6 separate regions of the Mus musculus genome follow, and regions 1, 2, 3, 4 and 6 are each linked to region 5. A link is a loop called in an ENCODE intact Hi-C map of the cell type or tissue named here. Cell type or tissue: left cerebral cortex. All regions are shown on one strand. Region 1 holds the start of Gm52913 (a long non-coding RNA gene). Region 2 overlaps Magi1 (membrane associated guanylate kinase, WW and PDZ domain containing 1). Region 3 overlaps Magi1 (membrane associated guanylate kinase, WW and PDZ domain containing 1). Region 4 overlaps Magi1 (membrane associated guanylate kinase, WW and PDZ domain containing 1). Region 5 overlaps Magi1 (membrane associated guanylate kinase, WW and PDZ domain containing 1). Region 6 overlaps Magi1 (membrane associated guanylate kinase, WW and PDZ domain containing 1).

Evidence for each region. Peaks named below come from ENCODE experiments on the same cell type or tissue, not always from the same donor. Only the 100,000 strongest peaks of a DNase experiment are listed, where the experiment ranks them.
Region 1: it touches region 5 in a loop (5-fold over the local background); 5 of 42 quality-filtered maps call a loop at or near these places.
Region 2: a loop joins it to region 5, with 6 times the contacts of the local background. A loop is called at or near these places in 15 of 42 quality-filtered maps.
Region 3: a loop joins it to region 5, with 7 times the contacts of the local background. A loop is called at or near these places in 23 of 42 quality-filtered maps.
Region 4: it touches region 5 in a loop (4-fold over the local background); 3 of 42 quality-filtered maps call a loop at or near these places.
Region 6: it touches region 5 in a loop (4-fold over the local background); 18 of 42 quality-filtered maps call a loop at or near these places.

What each region holds. Positions count from the first base shown.
Region 1 is chr6:92,783,029-92,787,028 of GRCm38, reverse strand. It overlaps Adamts9 (a disintegrin-like and metallopeptidase (reprolysin type) with thrombospondin type 1 motif, 9), which reads left to right. Exons shown (of 40, transcript NM_175314.4): 38 at 79-183. Gm52913 (a long non-coding RNA gene) reads right to left here and starts at 353. Exons shown (of 3, transcript XR_003956476.1): 1 at 1-353. In left cerebral cortex, a CTCF peak has its summit at 2,033 (motif pointing left); a DNase peak (open chromatin) is centred at 2,016; H3K4me3 peaks cover 63 bases.
Region 2 is chr6:94,051,792-94,055,791 of GRCm38, reverse strand. The region is part of intron 1 of Magi1 (membrane associated guanylate kinase, WW and PDZ domain containing 1); the gene reads left to right. Among named protein-coding and RNA genes, the nearest start is that of Gm22840, 160 kb to the right of the region's middle. In left cerebral cortex, a CTCF peak has its summit at 1,662 (motif pointing right); a DNase peak (open chromatin) is centred at 1,651.
Region 3 is chr6:93,983,327-93,987,326 of GRCm38, reverse strand. All of the region lies in intron 1 of Magi1 (membrane associated guanylate kinase, WW and PDZ domain containing 1), which reads left to right. Among named protein-coding and RNA genes, the nearest start is that of Gm22840, 95 kb to the right of the region's middle. In left cerebral cortex, a CTCF peak has its summit at 1,970 (motif pointing right); DNase peaks (open chromatin) are centred at 1,176 and 1,971.
Region 4 is chr6:93,910,866-93,914,865 of GRCm38, reverse strand. All of the region lies in intron 2 of Magi1 (membrane associated guanylate kinase, WW and PDZ domain containing 1), which reads left to right. Among named protein-coding and RNA genes, the nearest start is that of Gm22840, 22 kb to the right of the region's middle. In left cerebral cortex, a CTCF peak has its summit at 2,305; DNase peaks (open chromatin) are centred at 1,358, 1,841, 2,311 and 2,530; H3K4me3 peaks cover 2,761 bases; H3K27ac peaks cover 2,201 bases.
Region 5 is chr6:93,755,298-93,759,297 of GRCm38, reverse strand. Magi1 (membrane associated guanylate kinase, WW and PDZ domain containing 1) reads left to right here. Exons shown (of 24, transcript NM_001029850.4): 9 at 1,534-1,643. Among named protein-coding and RNA genes, the nearest start is that of Gm23035, 36 kb to the left of the region's middle. In left cerebral cortex, a CTCF peak has its summit at 1,754 (motif pointing right); a DNase peak (open chromatin) is centred at 1,721; H3K27ac peaks cover 500 bases.
Region 6 is chr6:94,038,076-94,042,075 of GRCm38, reverse strand. The region is part of intron 1 of Magi1 (membrane associated guanylate kinase, WW and PDZ domain containing 1); the gene reads left to right. Among named protein-coding and RNA genes, the nearest start is that of Gm22840, 150 kb to the right of the region's middle. In left cerebral cortex, CTCF peaks have their summits at 1,776 (motif pointing right) and 2,970 (motif pointing right); a DNase peak (open chromatin) is centred at 1,776.

The DNA of each region.
Region 1 (4,000 bases), 970 kb after region 5:
CTTTGAATGTGTGTCAGCTCTGCCTTGGTTGGTATGTCACATGGGCTGAAAGTCTTTTGTGTTGGCTTTGTGTTCCAGGGGCGCTTTAGCATCAACCTTTATGGGACTGGGCTGTCTTTAACGGAGTCTGCCAGATGGACGTCACAAGGGAATTACGCTGTTTCGGACATCAAGAAGTCTCCGGTAAGGCTGCGTATTGCTTGGAGGATGGCTCTTGGGGGAGTGGCTGTGTACCGAAGGAGCAGAGCAGGTGTGCTTTCCCATTCACCAAACTTTTGTTTGTTTGTTTTTCCAAAGTGGCAGAGAGAAAATTTAGGACACAAATACGGGAAGGGATTTAGAAGTGGGTGAAGCAGGAGAGACTCACTTCACCTGGTTGAAGCTTGTCCCACCTAGTAAATGCAAAGCCATCCAAGCACCTGGAAAGCCTACTGAATTAAAAGAGGAAGGGGGGCAGGGCTCTAGGATACACACAGCTCAAATATCTTAACTAACCAAACGCAACTCACCTATGTGAACCTCGACAAATGATGGTTTGGTTTGGTTTGTTCTGCCCAGAAACAATTGCAATTCCAATAGGAAGAGGTTATGGGGTGATATTTTCTGGGAAGTTAGGAATACAATAATCCACTTTGTTCTGGCCACCCTGAACCCAGTGCATTTTAGCATGTCTGCAACCGCAGAGCGTGTTGGAAGACAGGTGCTTGGATCCTGGTCTTCTGGGTCCAATTCTGTAGTTGAGCAAGCCCCAAGTGGTTGATAAACACAGCCCAGCCCAAGAATCACGCACCCCGTGGAGCTACCAGGGAAGTTTACATGTACCCCTAGGCCCCCTGACTAGGTTCAGGGGATGCAAACCTCTGGGGCTGTGTCTCCATGGTGATTCTGAAGGGTGATGGGGCAGAAACTCCTCCTTAAAGCCCTTCCACTGAGTTCTCAGGCCACCGCAGCATCTGGTCTCCTGGAGATATGGGACTTTTCCCAGTTCCTGTTCAAGCCCTGTGCACGTGGGAAGAAAAGAGAGAGGGGGAAGAAAGGAGGTCTGAGTCCAGAATAATGGGGTGGGATGAGTGCGGCTACCTGGTTAGAACTGCAGGGTAGAATGTCAGGTCACCTGGGAGGTGGTTTTATACTATTCCTTTGAGCTTGTATGGGATATTTACATATTTTTAGACAGTCTGTTCCCACGTATGGGGTACACCGCTGTAACTTCAGCACTGGGGAAGCTGAGCAGGAGAGCCTTCCGTTCAAGGTAAACGTGGACTACACAGCTAGACCCTGTCTCCTAATGACCAGTACTATGAGTAATGCCACGTGATGGTAATATGTTGTTTATCTGAAATCCATATTTGACGAGCATTTAGACTTTCACTTGCTGAGTTCGGCAACCCCTCCAAATGTGGTGTCTTGGGTTAGAAGCAGGAGATGAAGCGGCAATTCAGCCTGCACTGATCCAAAGCCCCAGCATAGGGGAGGTTCCACACGGCATCTCAGGACAGTGTGTTTCCTGACTCCTTTTTAAACGTCCAGAACCCTACCTGTATCTCAGGTCCTGGTCTCGCCACAAAGCTAACCAGGGATCACAAATCTCATTCAAAGGTCAAGCGATTGCTGTGATTTCATCATAAGTATTGCCTTCCCACCAAACAGAATAGAGACGACTGTAATCTTTGATTGAGCCCTGACATCAAGACATCTAACTCTACTACTCCCCACCTTAATCCCAGTCCTATAGATTTTATAGGAAATAAAATCAGTATATTTTGTTGTGTTCATGTCTCAACATGACAGGCGCGTTATGCCTCAATGACCCGATTTGAAATTTTGAACTGCTTTAGATGTGGTTGAATGAAATCATCTTTGTAAGCTATATATGTTGCATTTATACATACATACATACATACATACATACATACATACATACATATGTTATAGTTTTGCTAGACTACAGTCAATCATAATTGAAATTTCAGCCAGAGGCTAAAAATAACTAAAGGCTGGAGTGCCATCTTATGGCCATGTCGAGTACTGCAAGGCTGTTCCCCACCCTCTGAGAATTCTGCCTGAGCTGCTGGGCTTTCTTCTCCACCCTGCTGCCCAGTGTGTGTGCATGTGCGTGTGCGTGTGCGTGTGCGTGTGCGTGTGCAAGTGCTCACGTGTAGATATGTAGAATCAAGGACTGCAGTCTTCCTAGCTCCTGACAGACCAGAGCCAGGGCCTCAGAATAGCATCCCCTATGAGAATGGACCCCCAGAACTGCTAAGCTTGAGGAAAAGTTCAGATGGTCCTCTCCCTGAAGAACACCTCCTCTTTGGTGACGGCCCTCCATAGCTGCTGAGAGAAGAGGCTTTCTCCATCCGTACAGGAAGTCTCCACACACACAGTGCAGGTGGTCATCAACATCGTCACCTCGGGGTCTTGTGAAACCAAGGCAGGAGCATAAGCAACAGGCAGTGATGTGGCATCTTTGCAGCCTTGTGGCTTACTACTAACTTGCAGAAGCTAGCTGAGGCTGCCTGCTGTGGGTAAAGGGACTGCAGGCTAGAGGTGGAACCTGGGGGAGCTGTCCAGGCTGAGCCTGGGAGAGCTGGTGCGGGTTAGTGATTGCTTGGAGGGTCTGGTGAATTCTTACTGTCTCAGCTCAGAGCTCTGCATACGTGGACAGAAGAGATGCTGTGACTAGGAGCTGAGTGAGGCATGAGGGAAAATTCCAAGTCCTGAGCTCAGTTGCCAGGAACATTCTGGTCCCTCCAATGCTATCTGTGCTTAGGACTCCTCAGGCCTGTTTGGAGTTCTGCTGTGGCACTGTTCACTGTCCTCAGGACTGCCTGCCTGGTGCTCTTTCAGGGCAAAGATCGTGCATAGGTCTCCAGGGCCAGGCAGCTCAAAGAAAGCCTACTTGTGGCTGGTTGGGGCTGGTGCTCAGGGGTTATCTGCTTTCCTGAGGTGCCTGGCGAATTTTAAGGCACAGGGAGCCTGCTCTCTACCAGGGATTCCTTGTGCTATACAAAGGATTGTAAATAAAATAATTGCTTTATAAGATAATGAATCAAACAGGCTTTTCCCACCTCTGAATTCTTTTACAACAACTGAGTTAAGAAATGAACATACATGTCTGCACATGTGTGTACACAGTAAAATCTCATGAGTGTGCACATGTGTGTGCACAGTACAGTAGAATCTCATACGTGTGCACATGTGTGTGTGCACAGTACAGTAGAATCTCATGTGTGTGTGCAGAGCATCGTAGAATCTCATACGTGTGCACATGTATGTGTGCACAGTACAGTAGAATCTCATGAGTGTGCATATGTGTGTGCACAGCATCGTAGAATGTCATGAGTATGCACATGTGTGTGCACAGTACAGTAGAATCTCATGCCTGTGCACATGTGTGTGTGCACAGTACAGTAGAATCTCATGTGTGTGCACATGTGTGTGTGCACAGCATCGTAGAATCTCATGAGTATGCACATGTGTGTGCACAGTACAGTAGAATCTCATGTGTGTGCGTGTGGATTGCTTTCCAGTTTGTGAAAACCCAGCAAGTACCTAGACCTACAACATGGAATTTCCATAGGTTCACATTTTCTACACGTGTACCTTTTAGTCTGCACTTTTCTATGGAAACTGGATAGTATGTTTACACATATGTAGATGTATGTACATAGTTGCCTGAGGACTGTACTGGGGAAAATTATATGTTACATGTTTTGTATGCAGTTCAGAAGGAGTCAGTTTTGCATGTCATCTTAGCCCTAACATTTTACTTTAGGTCCTAAACTATGTTTCTTTTTTTTTTTTTTTCCGAGACAGGGTTTCTCTGTCTAGCCCTGGCTGTCCTGGAACTCACTTTGTAGACCAGGCTGGCCTTGAACTCAGAAATCCACCTGCCTCTGCCTCCCAAGTGCTGAGATTAAAGGCATGTGCCACCACTGCCCAGCCTCTATGGATTTTCTTAACACACCCTTGCCTCTTAGCCCTTCCACTAAAGACAGGC
Region 2 (4,000 bases), 300 kb before region 5:
TGATTGGCTAATCAATTGCCATTCTTTTCCTAGAACTAGGCAGATAGCACAGTCTGTGGAACCCAGTGGGACTTCGCCAGAGCTGTAATTCTTACAGCCACCTCAAACTTAGCATACGCCCTTTTAAAGGGAAACCCCAGCATTCCTAATGCCATTTTTTTTTTCTTAAGATGATTTCTTTTAAGGCAGCCCAGATGAAAGGCAAATTCTAGAACATCAAAGAATGTATCATGAATGTATCTAAGAAAAGGCTGTTTTAGAAAGAAATAATTTTCTTGCTCTTTAAAAGTGATGTTATAGATTAAAATTAATGTGAGTGAGTTTAGAATCTCATGAGCTCTAGTGTTGTTTCATGAGTTGCAAATGTTCTTAACCAATGAGCCATTTCTACAGTCCCAAGAAACTGTTTTTTTTTTTTTTAATTTTGATTAGAGACTGAGTACACTGGTTAGTTTTGTGTCAATTTGACACAAGCTGGAGTTATTAAAGAATAAGGAGCTTCAGTTGGGGAAATGCCTCCACGAGATTCATTTTCTCAATTAGTGATCAAGAGGGAAAGGCCCCTTGTGGGTGGGACCATCTCTGGGTTGGTAGTCTTGGGTTCTATAAGAGAGCAGGCTGAGCAAGCCAGGGGAAGCAAGCCAGTAAGGAACATCCCTCCATGGCTTCTGCATCAGTTCCTGCTTTCTGACCTGCTGGAGTTCCAGTCCTGACTCCCTTGGTGATGAACAGCAGTATGGAAATGTAAGCCGAATAAACCCTTTCCTCCCCAACTTGCTTCTTGGTCATGGTGTTTGTGCAGGAATAGAAACCCTGACTAAGACACTGAGTCTTTAACTCTGAAGATGATGTTGCTGCTGCTGCTGCTGCTGCTGCTTCTGCTGCTGCTGCTGCTTCTTCTTCTTCTTCTTCTTCTTCTTCTTCTTCTTCTTCTTCTTCTTCTTCTTCTTCTTCTTCTTCTTCTTCTTCTAAAAAAAAAAGAGAATTATTTTGTTTTATTCATGTGACGTGTGTGCGGGTTCCCTAGGAAGCCAGAAGAGTGCGTTAGATGCCCTGGATCAGGAGTTTCAGCAGGTTGTGAGCTGCTGGATGTACGTGTTGGGAACCAAACTTGGGTCCTCTGAGCCATGAGTAGCACACTTACCCACCAAGCCAGCACTGATGTCCATAATGTACTGTCTTTATGTGTACACTATAGCATTGCTCTGTAAACTTAAGCCTAGAAATAGGAAGTATTTGATATTGGAGAAAGAAACAATAAGTGCCAGGCTTATGTGTATATAAATCCTTACATCCCCACGTGACTCAGTGATACTTGCAATGGCAGTCTTGAGTGAAATTTGGGAACTCTGTCCTCTCGTTCCCAAAGCTGCTATGAAATGACACAGTGATCATCTTGTCCCCTTCTGAGAAAGACTGCTGGCAGTGGGAAGTGGTTTCAGAGAGCAGCTTACCAGAACCTTCTGGAACACTGCCCCCTTTCTTTGAGGGTCAGTGAACACAGTGCTCTGAGGCTGAAAGGGGACATCAAATCAGAGAAAGGGAGACCCTGGTTCCTCTTTGAAAATGCCACTGCCACACAAAGGAGTCACTGCAGCCCGGCTCTGATGTCTTCAGCTTTTCTGTTCTTGCCCTGTTAATGTTCCATTGCCCAGCAGGGGGCAGGACCAGCTCTCCCTTCCAGAGAAGCCACAGGCAAGAGGACATTTAGATGAGGGCCTCTGACAAAGCTAGACACAGGACAGATAAAAGCAGAAATGTGTGACTGACATCCATCTCTCTGGATTGATTGAGTGGCCTTATCATTTTGATCATGTGTTTTCCCCTAATAATTACTGCTTCTGTGTATCAGATACTTTGTCCACATACCTAGTTATAAAAAAATTGGATCAATCCTTGTAATAAATTTATAAAAATTCCTAATTTCCCATCTGAAGAAAACAGGCTCAGAGAATCTTTTTAAAAAGGAAAAACTAACCAGAGTTCCATACAGCATCTTGTGTGGACAGCATGTTTTGGATCCCATAGGCTTCTGGCTTTAATCTATAGAATGACTCTACCCAGTGACCTTGTATCCCTTCCTGCTCTGCTTGGCCCTTGCCAGAGCCTTCTTGGCCAGGAGATGGTGTTTCCCCCAGTGGCTTAGCAATATACGCCTACATTCTAGTTCTGGGTGGCAACCAAGCACAGTGACCACAGCGTCTATTGTTTTGGGGTCTCTTGAGCTTCCTTGGCAAACAACTTGAAATTTCTTATGCCTGGCACTGGTAGGTAATCTGTGGCTCTTGGTGGAAGTATTACCACCCTTAAGTAGTGTGATATCATTTAACGTGCGTGTGTGTGTGTGTTTTATATATTATATAATCATTTTAGGCTGACATAAAATGATGATTCCTTATGTCCCTTTCAAACATCCTCATTGTATCCCCCTCTCTACATTTGTGTTGCCCTCTCTCCCCACTTCCCAGTTAAGGCTGCTAACACCCTGACCTCTAAACCCTGTGTTCCTTATTTAGTTCTTCCCCTTAATAGCACAGGACCCTGGTATTCCTGTTTTTAGAACAGCTTACTCACCTTTGCCTCGTTTTTACATTCCTGGCTTCTGCTTGTAACTCCAGATTCTGTGCTCTAATCTTTAAATTTAGAGCAATTATCCATAGATCATAGAGACCATGCAGCATTTGTCTATCTGGTTTACCTCACCCAGTGTAATATTTTTTCATCCCATCCATTTGCCTGAAGTTTTCCTAATTTCATTTTTCCCTCCAGCTTCATAGAATTCCGCTATGCATATCTTCCATGTTTTCACTGTGCAGTCATCAACTGAGCGACTTTGAGGTTGTCCTGTTCCTGTTGTGAGTAGAGCTGCAGTGAACGTGGCTGAGTAGTTATCTGTGGAGTAGGATGTTGAGTCCTCTGGACATACGCCAAGAAGTGGCTTCTCTGTGTCACATATGTGGTGGATGTATTTTTACCTTTTTGAGAATTCTCCATACTGATTTCTGGAGTGGCTGCACCAGTCTGCAGTCCCATCGAGCATGAAGGAGGCTTCTCTTTCCCAAGCGTCCTCATGGGCATTTGTTGTCCGTTGCTCTGTTAATGTTGGCCATTCTGACTCGGGTAAGATGAAATCTCAAAAGTAGTTTTAATTTGGATTTTTCTCATTGCTAAGGACGATGGCCACCTTTTGAGATATATCTTAGCTTTATCTATCTATCTATCTATCTATCTATCTATCTATCTATCTATCTATCTATCGATTTTTGAGGATTCACTATTGACATCCATAAAAATTTTTAACTGGGTCATTGGGTTTCTCTTTCTTTTTTCTTTTTTTTCCTTTGATTCTGTGCTTTAAGTTCTTTATACATCCTGTAGATTTATCCTCTGTAACATTTACCGCTGGGTAAGACTCTTTCCTACTCTGTGGGATCCTCTCCCCTTGGTTCGTTTCCTTTGCTGTGCAGAGCTTTTTAATTTTATGGAATCTCACTTGTCTGTTGTTGATCTTAATTTCTGGGCATTGAGTTGAGTAATTCCCTTCCTTCCTAAACCTGTATCTTGTAAGGCACCGCCTGTGCTTTCTTACAGTAGCATTCCAGGTTTCAGATTGAGGTCTTGATGCCGCTGGGGTTGACTTTTGTGCAGACTGATAGACATGAATCTAGTTCCATTCTCCTAAACATGGCCATCAGTTTTCCCATCATGACTTGTTTAAGGCGCATCTTTTCTCCAGTGCATGTTTTTGGCATCTTTGTCAAATTGTCCACTTGTGTTTGGGCCCGTTTGTTTCATTGGTATATGTGTCTGGTTTCATGCAAGTACTCTGTATTATACCTTGAAATCTGGAATGGTAATTCCTCCAGAATTGCTCCCCCTACCCTAGGATTGCTTTGTTTCTCCAGGGTCTTTGTGGAAATTGAATTTATGCCCTTTGGAAGAGCAACTAGTGCTTGTATCTGCTGAGCCATCTTTCCAGTCCAATGATTGTTCTTTGAAG
Region 3 (4,000 bases), 230 kb before region 5:
GAGTCACACGTGTAAGCAAATACTATAATTTTATTTTCACCTGTCTTTGTGAGTCTTGGTGTCCCCACACTGTGATTGAGACTGGCGGGGTGGCTGAGAGTTTGAGGTGAGATCAGAGTGTCAGGTCAGCTTGCCTCTCTCCTAATTTATCATCTTATCTTAAAAGGAGATCAGCAGCGTGCTCCCTCCACTGATAGGACAAGTAGCAAGAACCATTTGGGAGTGCACTTTCCAGTGTCTTGAGAGGGTGACGTTTATATATTAGTACTAAGTGCATCTGCAGCAGCAGTGAGCGAGCATAATTGTCAGCTTTAATATTGAACTGCCCAAATTAAGCACGTTAGCCTCTTCTTTAGAACAGTTAGGTTAGCAGTATGTCTGAGGAGTCCCAGGGTTCTGTATTGTGCAACAGGTTGTCTGAGCATAACCTGCTCAGGTGTGGTCGTGGCCGAACAGGGAATACAGAGAAAACAAGGACAGACTGAAGTCCTCCCTACCCCCTTTCTTTTGCTGATGACTTTGGTTTAAGGCAGTGTTAAAAGCTGTCTGAGAACAGAAAGACTCCGTTGAGAATGGCTGTTCTAGAAACTAGAGAAAAAGTGGAATAGTTTCTATAGAAGAAGTTTCACAGGCACCGTGTGGAGTTAGGAACGCCTGTCATCATAGGTTGAAATGAAACAACGGAATCACTCCTACAGACCGACTGTGGTCGGCTTCAGGGTGAACTGGAACCCTGCCTGAACGCCCCCTGCTGAGTGTGCTGAGCTTGTCCTTCACACTGTCCTGTGTGTCTAGCCTTGTCAGAGTGTGTTGAACATACATGCTCCTGGCTATCATGTGTATGGAGGGGTCTGAGCTATTTAACATAATTTTCAAAATTCTTTTTACATTAAACAAATAAACAAACAAACAAACAGAAAACCAACTGTGTACTTATGCGCGCCTTCGTGATGTGCCCAGGCGAAACTTGTGGAAGTTAGAGGATAATATTTGGAAATCATTTCTTTCCTTCCACTTGATGGGTCCTGTGACTCGAACTCTGACCATCAGTCAGAGTTTAGTGGTAGGTAGTTTTATCGGCAACTCTGTTGGCTCCTTCATGTAATTTTTGAGATCTCTTGTGATGCGGCCATTGCTCCTCTGTGTAGTGTCATCTCTTTACCATAACCAAATGCTAGGCCCTTGTGAGCTCCTTCGCGTGTGTCCGTCAGAGGTAGCCCTGTGTGGAAGGCACCCTCACTTTGCTTATGAGAAGTGTGAGGGAGAAAAGGCTCTTATTTTGCCAGTTTGAATGTGTTAGGTTTTAATAATGTAAGTGACATTTCCGTTAGTTCTGTGCTAAGGAATAACAGAGTTTCCCATTCTCAAAGCCCATGTTTTATGAGATTTTGCACCTCTGGTTCCCAGTAGACAGAGGGATTATGTCTAAAGGTCTCTGGCTTGTTTCAGAGCTCGAAGCATCCTAGAAGTCTCAGCCACAGTACTTAGCCTTACAAATAAACTGAGGGTCATGTTGGCCTAGAGCAGACTGTGGCAGATCTCAGGTCCGACTTATTCTCAAATTCAGGTGAGAGAGGTGGCCAGTAGACAGTCTACAGAAAATGAAACGTCCCTAAAGCTCTAACCTCTTGTTGATAAGCAGGCTACAAAAGTCGATCCATAATTAATTTTCATTTTTTCATATGTTTAATATATGTGAATTACTCTAATTTTAGTACAAAATTTATATGACATTTTAAGACAAGAATGAGCCATCACAAAATTAATATTGAAGGGCGTGACGTCAGACTTCCTCTGCGGTCCACACTGTGTTTGGCTGAGAAGGGCCGGTAATTCGGAGAAATGGGTATGACCTGCCACACTGTTAACAGAAACCTGTGACGCCCTTTTCCTGTGGAAAACTTGAACCCAGAAACCCTAATTAGATGACCATCCCAAGGCCTAGCCAAAGCAGGACAGTTCTGCCTGTCGCCAAAAGGTGGCGACAGTGGTTGTTTATTTGATGCCCTTTGGGGCTTGAGAGCTTAATTTTAAGTCACCTTTTCATAATCTAAAGCCGAACTGAAGGGACCGGGATAGAAGAAAGCAATTGATTGTGCTTGGTCTCATCCTGTTGTCCTGTCCGTTAAGATCAGCTGAGCGCTTTCTCCATAGTTCCTGGTCATCCAGCAGATTGGGACAATTTCTTTAGCACTTTAACTCTGGAGAGTGCCTACCCTTGAGGGAGCTTCATTCACAATGTGCATGTTTCAGAGGAACTGGCTTCAGCGATACCTGCAGGTCTGCTCTTTGAGATCAGCTCTTAGAAAATTGTATAGCGGTACTGAATCATCACATAATTAATAAAATGGAGTTTCTGGCCAGAATTGCATCGTGGTCCCTATGTAAGAAATCTACCCCTTCTCTGCCCTTTGTAGGCATTGGCTGCTTGGCACATACACCACTCCTCACCCCTCATCTCCCAAGGCAAGATTTCTCTGTGTAGCCCTGGCTGTCCTAGAACTCGATTTATAAACCAAGATCTGCCTACATCTGCCTCTCTAGTGCTGGGATTAAAGGTGTATGCCTCAGCAACCCAGCTTTGCTCAGTATTCTTATGTGGGTTTCCTGTTTTTGTATTTGTTTTTCTTCTTGTTCTTATGTTTAAAAACCGGATGCCAGCCGAGCATGGTGCCGCACACCTTTAATCCCAGCACCTGGGAGGCAGAGGCAGGCGGATTTCTGAGTTCAAGGACAGCCTGGTCTACAAAGTGAGTTCCAGGACAGCCAGGGTTATACAGAGAAACCCTGTCTCAAAAACCAAAAAACCAAAAAACTCCCCACAAAACAACAACAACAAAAAAACGGGGTGCCGATGACACAATTATTTTTATTCTGTTTCTTCGAAATGACATGTAAATACATGTGACCTCCTTGCTGTGACCTTTAGACCATCCATCAATTATTAAAAACAATCAAAGGTGGTGTCTTTTTAGCATTGGATCCAATATATCAGCATATCAGCACTTTTGCAAGTTAGGGATTTGTTACATGTATGGTTGCCACAGAGTGGACTTATTTTCTGCAGTATTTCTTGCTTTAGAATGCATTTTTGTTGGTTTGAAGTTAGGAACCAGGATTTTTTTTTTTTTTTTACTGTAAAGCGGAGGTGTCTATTCACTGTTCGCATTGCTCATCGGGGCCTGAGATTTCTGGTTAAACTACTTGACGGCAGTTCTGCTTTGAGATGCTTCACGTTAGCATGCAGCAGCCACTTGGCATAGTGGGAAAGAACATCTTTAATCTGAAGTGCTTTACTTGTGGGCGCTCTCTTGGGTAAAGAAAACTAGCCTTTCCCTCAGCAAGGCTCTGCCTGGGTTTTGTATCTGTGTCCGTGACGCTGTCTTAGCAGGTTTCCCCAGAGGAATAAAATTTAGAGTTACTCATTCTTTCATAAGATATCTTTTTCCTGATGGTTTGGACCCATGTTCGTGGTGTGGAATGGAAGCCTGGCCAGGGGGCATGCAGGGGATGTCCAGAGGTGTGCACAGTCTGGGCTGTGAGCTTCAAGAAGGTCTCAAACACAGTCTATTTCTGTCCACTCTGTCACCACACACGGGAGCACATACAGAGGGCCTGTGACTTTTACAAAATGACATTTAATCTGTAGTGACTGGCTACTGTAATAGATGTTGTCCAGGCCCTTGTATTCTGTGAGTCAGGATTAGGACCTAGTATCTTGATTTTTGTTTATTTTTCATTAATTGGCTTATTTACTCACCCATTTATTTATTTTGTGAAACTAGTATGTTTATGTGTGTGCTTTTAAGTCAAAAACTTATAAGTCTATACTCTTCTACAAACCAATGAGCTTATCGTGGCAGTTTTACACTTGTGTGCAAAGGTACTTTGAATAAAGTACTTACAAGAAACCATTCTCTATAAATATTCCATACTTCTTACATAACTAACTTTAATTATATTACAGAATAATAAATATAGCCTAGAACAGTGAATGAAG
Region 4 (4,000 bases), 160 kb before region 5:
TAGACTGCCCTCTAAACCTTTCTCTCCCCCAGCTTTCAAATGCTTTGCTCTCTGTTGGCTTTGGACCTCTCCATCTATGGTTCCCCATCATTGTTCATCTGAAAGTTTTAGATTCCCTTGTCTCCTGTCCATTCTTTAGTACTTAATTCTCGACAGTCCCTTACATGTGACCGTGGAGCTGGGGAAATACAGGTGGTGGGTCAAAGGCAAGCCCTGTAGTGTGGCCACTGCCAATAGGGAATGTTTACTCTCCAGAAGTCTTACAGCACTGTTTCCCACTCCTGGAGCTGAGGTGAGGATGCTGACCTGGGCATAGGGCTGGGATCAAAGCCCTGAGTTTGAGGGGTAGGGAGATGACTTAGTAAAGGGTTTGCTGCACAAGCAGGAGAACCTGAGATCCCCGGCTCCCTTTCAAAGCCAGCTGCAGCAGTATGCAGTTTTAATCCCAGTGCCTAGAAGGCAGAGATAAGGGCATCCCCAAGGGGCTTGCTGGCCAGTTAGTTAGTCTAGCTGGACTCACATTGAACTTCAGGTTAGTGGTAGACCCTGCCTCAAAAATTAATCTACAGAAATGACTGAAGAAGGCACTTCACAAAGATCTGTGTGTGTGTGTGTGTGTGTGTGTGTGTGTGTGTGTGTGTGTGCGCGCGCGCGCGCGCGTGCGTGCCTAAGACACACACAGACACACGCTAAAAAGTAAGTTTGAATACGAGGTGGTAAACCTCAAGTGTTTGGTTCTAAATGGGATTCTACCTTTATTTTATTTTTTTTTTCTAATCAGCTGCTTGAAGGGGAATCCTTCAAAGTCTCATTCTCAGCTTCTCCATCATCTTTAACTTCATGAAAACAGTTATTTCAAATATAAGAATTATTTCTATGAAATTTCTTTCAAAGTTAGGAGAGAGGCCGAGGGGACTTGGGAGGCTCTTGTCCCCATTCTTGAGACTCACCCACCTTTCCTTACCATACCCTCAAGCCCTCACCCATCTGTCCACTCAGCTGCTAGTCCTTAGCAAATGGGGCAACCCGATTTCCCGCCTTTCCTTGGCCAAGAGCTCCCCAGGACCAATCGGGTGGTGGGGACTTGACATGTCCTGGTAGGGGAGCTAGCTGGGTCCCGCCCCCTCCCGCCCCCTTCACAGGTGCAGCCCTAATCCCCCCTGGCCTAGATATCCGGCAGCCTCTGAGAACCCGGGCTCTGTGATGTAATGCGCTTTTTTCACACTCCCGGCTTAAATACAGATGGAAATTGTTGTCATGTGTTAGAAATGTCGCCAGTGATATAAAAGGCGCAAGCTTGAGCATCTTCTCTCCCTTCTCGCACATCAGCTGCTCCTCCAGCCAGAGCCTGTGCCCTGGAAAACCCACTCAGTGGTCAGGTGGCCAAGGAGCCCCTAGCTAGCTTAGGAAGGGGTTCAGATCCCACTCCCCACCCCCGCCTCTCCTTACAGCCGCTGCGGAGCCGAAGACCAGCGTGGTGGGAGGCTCTTTCAGGCGCACAAAAGGAAGGATTAATCTTGGCGATTGGCTGGGCTTTTGCAGGCAAGTACAAGTCCATGATCTTCCCAGGCCAACCCCTGCCCACCTCTGGATTCGAACGCTCGGCCACTGGAAGAAGGCTGGGATCAGGCAGGCTGTGACCGGAGCGCCTGCCACCGGAGGTTTGCGCTTGGGTTGTGGGAACATCCATGGAGGTGAAGATGCCATGTGTGGTGTGTGGACCAGGGAGGAGGGGAGACTGTGGGCCAGCTTGGGAGGGCCAGATGGCTGAGGCTGCGTTTTAATTCAACGGGCAGGCAGGCCCCGTTTGGCTGGGCAGGGTGGGAGGAGAAGCAGGGAAGGGAGAAAAAAAAAAAAAATCAGAGGTCAGTGGGTAGGGAGAGGCTGGGCTCCAGAGCAGATGCCTGGCGAACAATGGGGCTTTTGAAGGGGATGCTGGAGGAAGTGTGGCGTGCGCTTTGTATTGCCTCCTCCGCATTGCAGGTTGGAATCGGGCAGCTAAATTTTAATGAAGTGCATTCCAAAGTGTGCTAGTCAGCCTGGGTTTGGGGAGCCAGAGCGAGGGGCGGCCCCCAGGCTTTGCTGAATGGGGACTGGGGGTGGGCGGGGGAGGGGGGCCACCGAAACGAGTTCCTGATGGATGGTAAAGGAGGAGATGAAAGCCTGCTCAGTGTGGAGGGCAGGGGAAGGGGAGGGGGAAAGCCTTAGGCCCCCGTGCATATTAATAGGCTCCAGCAGGTGTTGGTAAATGCATGTTGCTGCATTGTTCCGGCGCCCAGGCTGGAGTAGGCGGGGAGACAGCGACTGCTTCTCCTGGCGGTAGTGGGCAAATGCCTTTGCACTTTGAGAGAGCTTCACAAGCTCTCCAGAAAATAAAGAGGAAAAGGACCACCATCCCTCTCTCCTCTCCCCCACTTTTAAAGGGGGGATGTACATGCAGAAGGCTTCTTAGGTTTGCTTCCTGGAGATTAACATGTGTTTGTGAGAACACTGTCTTGTCTAGGTAAGGTATGCTTGTCTGTGGGCATCAGTAAATAGAGGAATCTGGAGTCTGGTTTGTAAGTGCTTGGGAGCTGGAAGGTTGTTCTCCCTGGCTGGTTCTTAATGGACCAATCCTGGAAGACTGGTATCTTTATTTCTTTAAAGAGACAGGAGGGTGTACCTTCTTCCCTCTTCTCAAACTCGGAGTCTGTCTGACCGAGTAGCAGGGGGCAGTGAAGTGTGCAAGGGGGCTGTCTCATCCCCAGAGTTGGCCTTCCACACAAAGGGAGTGGATTTGTGTCCGAACTAAATGGCTTGAGGGTCTGTGTTGTTTATTTGTACGGATTAGGAATAGGCCCTTTCTCTCTCCAAGAGTTGACGGTGCCTATCCAGTGAGAATCATTTAGGAGGCTTTTTAGTTAGGACTGTGCACTGCTCAGATAACCCTCGCTGGCTTTGTTGTTTGCTGGCATGCTTGTTTTTAACTACTCTTGACCAGAACCTATTCAGTGTTTTCAAAAGGTTCAAACGTGTTCATTGGAGGTTCAGATGAAAACTGAAAGTGTCTGTAGAGGAAGGGGAGTGTGACTCTTATTTTGAAAATATTTAACCATGGGTTTATATACAATATATCCATATATATTACATATGTATAAAGCTATGCACATTTTAACATACACTAACATTGCATTTTGGTTCTGGGGGAAATGATTTGGTTGAGAAAGGCTTTCATTGTATCACCCATGAGGCCAGTGCCTTCTGAAAACTGGTGTTTTACCAGAACTTCAAATCCTGCCTTGGGGGGGGACATGTTCAGATTCTTTTCATGATTGAACTTGCACAGCCCCTAGTCAGCGAGGCCGAGCTCCCCACTTGTCTATGAGTTTGCCTGCTGCTGAAAGCCTGAGCAGATTAATGCTATCAACACTGTCTTGATTCCTCCATCCCTCAGCTGAGAGAACAGGAGCTGCCTTTGCCCCTGGCCCTCTTTCCCCTCTGAGGCTGGGAGGGTAGGGTAGGGGAAAGAGGATGGAGCAGGAGGAAGGGATTGTGGCTGAGGCCCACCTTTGACTCCCCAGCCCCTCTGGACCCCACCAAGTCAAACGTTAGAGCCTTCCTTCTTCACGTCCCTCTGTAGTTTCTCAAGCTGCAAATTTCAAGTTGTGTTTCTATGGCAATGCCTTGAAGAAAATGTTTGATACTGTATCTGCCTCTCTTGTGTTTTTACTACAGAGGTGAAATTGGCCTGGTTTTTGTGGTTGTTGTTGTTGGTGGTGGTGGTGATGGTGGTGGTGGGTTTGGTTTTGTTTTCACTGAATAGGCTTGAGGTTTACCTGCTGGTCCTTGTTGAGCAGAAAGCAGGGGGCAGTTGTGTTTGTTACAGAACTTTTCCCTAGAAGACTAGAGTTTTCATGTACAACCCAGGGTGTGTCCACTGGAGCAACCATCCAGTGGATGTATTCACCACTGAGACAGTTTCTGTGATACACCGCTGTAGATGGGCCTTTTGACACATGAA
Region 5 (4,000 bases):
AATAGGTATGCCCCCAAACTTCTAATGAACTGTTGTTTTGGCTAAAGGAGTACATACACGTGTACATACACACATATGTATATGTGAAACCATCTATATATACATGTATTTATACTTAGTATAAATACAAAATAAATAAGGCCATCACACAGAAACACTCATGTGGATGATGGGTGTATGTTGATGTGTGTGCGTTGTGGGGGTAAGTGCGTGTGCTTGCCCGGCCTTACTAGTGACAGAGTCATCTAAAATGTCTGGATCTTTGTCACTTTAAATACATTGCATTCACATAGTTTAACTACCTTAGAACTATCATTGCCTATAGGCTGTGAATTTGGTCTTTCCTCTTGGTCATTCATTGGGTTGCCATAATTGACAGATGTTAGTGGAGTCCTTTTGACTTCACCCTTAGGCTTCTCCATACCTTGCTATGTAAAGCCATTCAAGAGTTTTGCTATTGTAGACCACAGACAACATCCCAGCTCCAGTTGACTCTTAATTCTTAGTAATTCAGAGTGTACTTCTTGGTGAATTTAATGTACCCCCCCCCTCTCAGATGCTAGCTTTGAAATAGGGGTAGAGTCACTGGCTCAAGCCCTTGAATTCAAAAGCAAGCATAGCTGAGTGAGCATACTAGTTAATAATGCCACACAAAGAGAACTACACAGAGGCGTACTTCTCATCCCCACATGAAATACTATTGTGTCCACACTTACATGCTTCACATACTCAAGGTGAATTGTTGCTTGAAAAAAAAAATGGCATAGAAAACTTTAGAAAAAAATAAATAAAATTTAAGTTTCAAGTTGGGTGTCATTCAGGGCACGGTAAGGTCTCTTTCCTTGCTGCTCCATGGAGATTAGGCCACAAAGCACCCCTCATCCAGTGCAGCTAAGCTTTATGCACTGCCTGTCAATCAGTCACTTGGTGGCCAGCTCAGTTACAAGGTCAGCTGTCACAGTGTCATACACTGTCATACACTGTGTTCAAATGTCCCTTATTTAACTTCCTGATAGGCCCAGAGCACAAAGGTCACAGCGTGGGCAATTGGAACGTGCTGAAGAGGCAGGCAGAAGTTCCTTTAAGTGGCTAAGGAAATAAATCATATGTGGAAACTACTGAGGGCTACAGTGAATTGTTGCTGTTGATCTGTTGCTGTGCTTGTTTTATAAGTTAAACTGGGTCATAGGTGTGTACAGATGCAGAGGGAAAACCATATTCATATTGGATTGGACGCTATCCTGGGCTCCAGCATTCACTGGGGCTCTGGGAACAGGTTCCCTGTAAACAAGGGCTTTCCGCTGGTGAGTAAAGCTATTTGCCTCAGGACATTTGCTAGGGATTTCTAGTAAGATGCATTCCAACCACACCCTAGGTCTCACTGCACATACACAGCCATAATGGGAGCTGTGTTTATGTCTATCTGCATATCCACTCCAGACCCTCTGCTGTGCCTCAACTAATCGATTTGCCCGGCCTTTTCTTGCTAGAATGAGTATTTCCTCCCTGAGAACTGCTTTCCTTTCTTCCCAGCCACATCAACAGGAAGACGCAATATGAAAACCCAGTCCTAGAAGCCAAACGGAAGAAACAGCTTGAACAGCAGCAGCAACAGCAGCAGCCTCAGCCACCGCAGCCAGAAGGTTGGCTTCTTTGCTGGAGGCATTTCCCTGAGCTGGGAGTGTGGGGTAAAGCCTAGGCACTGTCACCCCCGTGTGGTCAGAGCTGGCCTTGATGATAGATTCTTTTCTCCTCTAGTCACCCCTCCCTCCAACAGCACACCCCAGCACACTGCAGAAGGGGGCGCCCCTGCATAGCGCTCAGACCTCTGCCTTGCTTTGGATGGAATTTAACTTGCGGAGCTGAGGGAATTTGGGCCCCTGCAGCATTTGCATGGTGATCCCTGTGTAACATTTAAGCAGAGTTTCTGGGCACTAGGCTCCTTTTTCACGTTAGAAACGCCGTACAGAAGGATCTGCATGCTTCTGGGAAGTCACAAATCATATTCTTTTATTTTTTTTTTATTTTATTTTGGTTTTTCAAGACAGGGTTCTCTGTGTAGCCCTGGCTGTCCTAGATCTCACTCTGTACACCAGGCTGGCCTCAAACTCAGAAATCCGCCTGCCTCTGCCTCCCAAGTACTGGGATTAAAGGCGTGTGCCACCACTGCCCCAAACAAATTCATATTCTTTAGAGAAATCAAAATAACCCAGGAAGAGGGGGGAACATTAAATCTTCCAGTGCTTGCCCCATCCCATTCTTAGGGGCTCACTGTGTAGAATTTTTCTGGTAAATAAAAATCACAAATACCAAAACCAAGAATAATTTTGTGAGTAAATATATTTCATTTGAGCAACTTTTTTTCACTTTTTATTTCTTAAACCTGCTTGAAGGTTTGAGTTGACTCATAGTTTTAATGGCTAAAAGATGTGCTACGTAATGAGTGTTTCTACTAATATGTAGCTATCCATTTATTAATATTTAAGGTTTTCCTAATTTTTCATTAAATCTTTCAGTGGTAGGCTTTATACCATCTAAGTATAATATCAATTATGTGAATATGAACTATAACACTTTTGTTCCCACGTTATATATAATACATATTATATGCTATATATTATTATATATTTAATTAATTTATATATTAAATATTTAACATAATTAATTTATATACTATATATTTTAAATGTGTATGGTGCTAGAAATTGTACTGAGGACCTCATCACACCAAGTATCTACCCAAGCAAGCACTGAGTCCTTGAACATAATCAAATATAGTCCTTAAACTATGGGAGTAGCCAAATGTTACTACTATAAATATATATAAACATCACAAATGTTTTAGCATTGATGTTACATAGTTCTTGTAATAACTACTCATCTTTATAGTGTAAAACAGATACAGATAATATATAAATATAGGCAATTCTGTGTGTCAATAAAACTTTATTCATGAACACCCATTTGAATCTCTAATTTTCGTGTATCAGAAAATACTCAATTTTAACCTTTTAAAAATGTGAAAGGCCAACATGGTTTACATAGTAAGTTCCAGGACAGCCAGAGCTACACAAAGAAACCCTGTCTCGAAAAATCCAAATAAATAAGTAGTAAGTGAATGAATGAATGAAAAGCATTTATGCCATGTACTTCTATAAGGCAGACATTGAGCCCAGTTTAGCTGGTAAACCATGCTTTACTCTCTACTACCCCTATGCACCAGCTGAAAAGTTCTCTGGCTTAATTCCCTTTTTAATTTAAGGATAACTTTTAAAAATATTTTTAAAGATATTTTTAAAGATAGTAGTCCCAGCAAATGTGGTTTGAGCTGTGGGCATATAGCTAAGGGAAGGTGACTGCTTTACATCTTAAAGATCACTCACTGCAAGATGTTACAGGCAGTAGCTTCCCTTTGAGTTTCAGAGACAACAGAAGTTAGTGCCGCAACAAAATAATGGCGTATATTTTCATCCAACTTACCAGGCAAGACAGGTAGGCTCTGCAGACCAGCGCACCCCTCACTGAGCCTTAAGAAGGTCCTTTCTCACATGGCTACCTTCAAGCAAATCCATACCTGAAAAAACAAAGGAAAAGAAAACCAAAATTTGGTTTTCACTTAAAACCTTTAAAGTCAGATTTTTACCAGTTGTGCCATATTTCTTTAATGAGAGAGAGAGAGAGAGAGAGAGAGAGAGAGAGAGAGAGAGAGAGAGAGAGAGATATTTCACTGACCTTACCACAAAGGGAGGGAGGGCTGCTGCTTTTGCTCACAGACTTAGTGAGGGTTTCCATTGTTGTGAAAGACAACATGAACAAGGCAACTCTTATAAAGGACAACATTTAATTGGATGGGGCTGGCTTACAGGTTCAGAGGTTCAGTCCATTATCATCATGACTGGAAACATGGCATCTTCCAGACAGATATGGTGCTAAAGAACTACATCTTGGCTTGAAGGCAATCAGAAAACTGGCATCCTCAGGAGGCTAGGAGGAAGCTCTC
Region 6 (4,000 bases), 280 kb before region 5:
CTCAGTGGTTAAGAGCATTCATTGGATGCTCTCCCAGACGACCTGGGTTCAATCTCAGGCACCAGTATGGCAGCTCACAGCTGTCCATAACTCCAGTTCCAGGGAATCCAACAACTTCACACAGACATGTATGCTGGCCAAACAGCAATGCACATAAAATTAAAATAAATAACAAATAAAAATTAAAGTGTAGAATAATTGACTAGAACACTGGCTGTTAAACAGTGGCCTCTACCTGCATGTTCAAACGTGTATACACACCCGTATACACATGCGAACCAACACAACACACACACACACACACCCCTCACCAGTACATTTGTATGAATTGTAATGATCAGAAGGATACTTTTTGTTTTCCTTTTCCAGAATACTAGATATAGCCCACCTGGAAATTTCCACTAAATATTTGCATATGTTCAAGGGGATCGGGCCTGTTCTTATACTTAGGAGTTCTGCTTCCTTTGGGAATCTTCAGTGGTTGGTCACATTGAATTGGAAAAAGGATGGAGTGTCCTGTGACTCCTGGGAGTAAAGGCGGCGTGGATGAGACAGTGTATTTAACCTGAATATGAAAATGCACAGGCACCTGGCCCACTGCCCTGCTCTGCTGAGCCTGGTCCCTGCTCCTTGTCCTATCAGCTGTGGAGAAAGCAAACTGAGGGCCTATCCTTGTTCCTGGAAAAGATAAATGGACCTAAGGAGGGCCATTGGAGCAATAGGAAGAGAAAATTGAAGTTTAAATCAGACCCAGAATTGGGGAAAAGGAACAGCTGGGATCAGGCCCTGAACTGCTGTATTAATCTGGCTGTCGGTCCTTCCTAGGAGAAAGTTAAGTGGTCCCCTACAAACAGGGGAAGGTGGTCTCTTTGTCTCCATCCCTTACTTGGGAATGTCCAGTTTGTACTATTTCCCACACTTCCAGACTGAACAGGCAGAGGATGAAGCAGCCCAGGCTACCGTGGAGATTTATTTATGCTTTAATATGCCACGTAAAGCCACTTGTTTGTTTCAGAATTAAGATGAAACACCCAGGAAAGGGACTGGTTGAAGAGTTAAGCAGTCTTCAAATTACCACAGCTGCCGCGTCTGTCCGTCCCCGCCAGATGGGTTTTGATAGGATGAATCTCATTGTAGGAGAGATGAATGAGGTTTTCTTGTGTTTCTCTCTGGGATTGCCTTTGCTCCAGATGATATTATAGTAGACATGTCTGCTGGAGTGAATGCATTGAATAGGTTGGCGTGGCTTCTTCCTTCCCATTGTTTGAAATCATGTGTCATTGAAAACATAGTCTCCATATAAAAATTATTTTTCTAGCTTATCTTACAAACATACACAGATGCGTGCATATGGTCGCTACAATAATACGACAAATTGGGACATACGTAATCAGTTACCAAGAACTTAGATCTGGTTCCCTTCATTTCCTAATATCTTGGAAATCATGTCTCTTACTGCAGTTTCTGGTCAATGAATTAAGAAGCACAGGCACATAATTTTATTTAAGTTAAAGACAATCTTTCTATGCTGTGTTCAGTTAGTAGATATGTAAACCCCAGGGAGTGGGCCAGACCTTGCTGGGGGGGGGGGTGCGGGAGTATGGGTTATTAGTACTTAAGTGTGGAATAGAATCTCCTAGCAAGATGCTTGAGGAATTTCTTTATGCTAAGCAAAGATAGAACCATAAGCCTCAGTAAACATTCATTTTACTTCCATTCTTGTGCAAAGCCTTTTCTTTTTGTGCTGTAAAAAAAAAACAGGGCCCTCTAGAGGGCAGTAGAGAGCAGCTTGCTGATAGAGTGTCTGGGGCAGAGGGGCTGTTGGAAAATTCAGAAAGTTTCCTTTTCCTTTTTCTCCCACTGTAACTCCTGAGAGAGTACAAGGAGCTTGTGGGGAAAGTGGGGAAGGATGGAAGGTGTATTCTCGGGCTTTATTTTCTTTATCAGTATCTGCAGGAATCAATGTGAAGAATGTGTAGTTTGCAGGAGCTTATGTCTTGAATCAGAGTATGCACATGTCTTTTGATTGACGGCTAAATGCACAGCCGAAGGGCTATGGTCTGGGTACACAAATATTGTGAAGGGAATCTGGAGTTTGCTGTCTTGTCTCTCTGAGGTTTTATGACTGCTTCCTTTTTAGACCAAGACTGAATTAATTTTATTCCTAAACATCCCTAAATGTAACTTTATTTAAGTGGATTTTTTTCCTACCAGAAAGTGATATGAGGTGGTGGGGGGTATGGGGTTCACATAACCTAGGATTCTTTAAGTGTGGCTTTTTAATATCTTAATATTTTAATTATTAATATCTTGATATTTTAATTAATTATCTGAACAAGAAATAATTACCTCCACAGTATTGGATTTGTTACTTTCTGAAGTGTACAGGGTGATTCACCTGTGTGCTTTTAAACTGTTTAAGAATGGAGTGGCCCATTCCTTATGTTCCAGTCTGACTGCTGTGGGCATTTAATGCTCTTCTTTGTCTCAGCCTCTGTATCATGGCCTTGGACTCACAGACATCCACCTGCCTCTGCCTCCAAGTGCTGGATTAAAAGTATGCACTACTTCACCTGGCCCAAAATGACGGAATTTTAAGAAATAAAAGAATTTAAAGCCCTAAAAATTATTAATAAATGTATGATAATGGAACTTATTTATATGGTGTTGACTTCCACTTTAGCCATTTGTAATTGAGTTTGATCACATGATGGTTTTAACTATAGGGTGCAATTTACTTGTGTAGGGGGTAAGGGTGGATCACTTTCTCCAGAGTTACAATTTTCTGATGTCAGGGATTCAGTTTTGCAAGTGATTCTAGATTCTTCCTCTTATACCACTCATGAAATCCTAGAATTATTAGTTATACGTCTTTTAAACTTTTTTTGGGCTTCTGTTTATATTTATTTCATATGTATGTTTGTCTGATTGTATGTTTATGCACCATGTGCATATAGTGCCCCATTTGGCCAGCAGAGGGCAGTAGATCTCCAAGGACTGGAGTTACAGAAGTTGTAAGCTACCATAGTGGGTGTGGAGAATTGATGAACGGAGATCCTCTGGAAGAACATTCAGTACGCTTAACTGTTGACCTGTCTCTCCAGCCCCTTGGTTATCCATCTTCAATATATGTTTAAGACTTTTTCAAGGGTAACTTGAAGAAATGCCCTGTAATTCTGGTTACCATTTTAATACCCAGTTCCTAAGTTTGCAGCCAGACAGTATTTCCAGAGATGGCATGATTGATCTTCCTTCTTTTCATTGACAATGAGTTCATATGGCTTTAGAGTGGAGGTGATATTTTGTCACTTCTCCACATATCAGACAAGAAAAAAAAAGCAATATATGCTATGATTTTTATTCTTTAAAACTTAATATTTAAATTTTATGTTTTGAGTGTTTTGCTTGCATGTATTTCTGTGCGTGTGTGTGTGTGGCTGGTGCTCTTAGAGGTCAGAAGACAGCATTGGATCTCTCGGAGCTGGAGTTATGGATGGTTGGGATTGAATTCCCAGCACAACCTCCATGTGGGAACTGGGAATGACACCTGTGTCCTCTGCAAGAACAATGAGTGCTCTTAACCACGGAGCCAACTCTCCAGCCACAGTCTCTTTTTTCTTTTTTTTTTTTAAATTTTTATTAGGTATTTTCCTCATTTACATTTCCAATGCTATCCCAAAAGTCCCCCATACCCTCCTCCCCTACCCCTACCTACCCACTCCCACTTCTTGGCCCTGGCGTTCCTCTGTACTGAAGCATCTAAAGTTTGCAAGACCAATGGGCCTCTCTTTCCACTGATGGCCGAATGAATAGGCCATCTTCTAATACATATGCAGCTAGAGACACGAGCTCTGGGGGGTACTGGTTTGTTCATATTGTTGTTCTACCTATAGGGTTGCAGACCCCTTTAGCTCCTTGGGTACTTTCTCTAGCTCCTCCATTGGGGGCCAGTCTTTCTTTTTTAGGCAATCATTTGTTATTCACAGATCTTTCCGCTCTT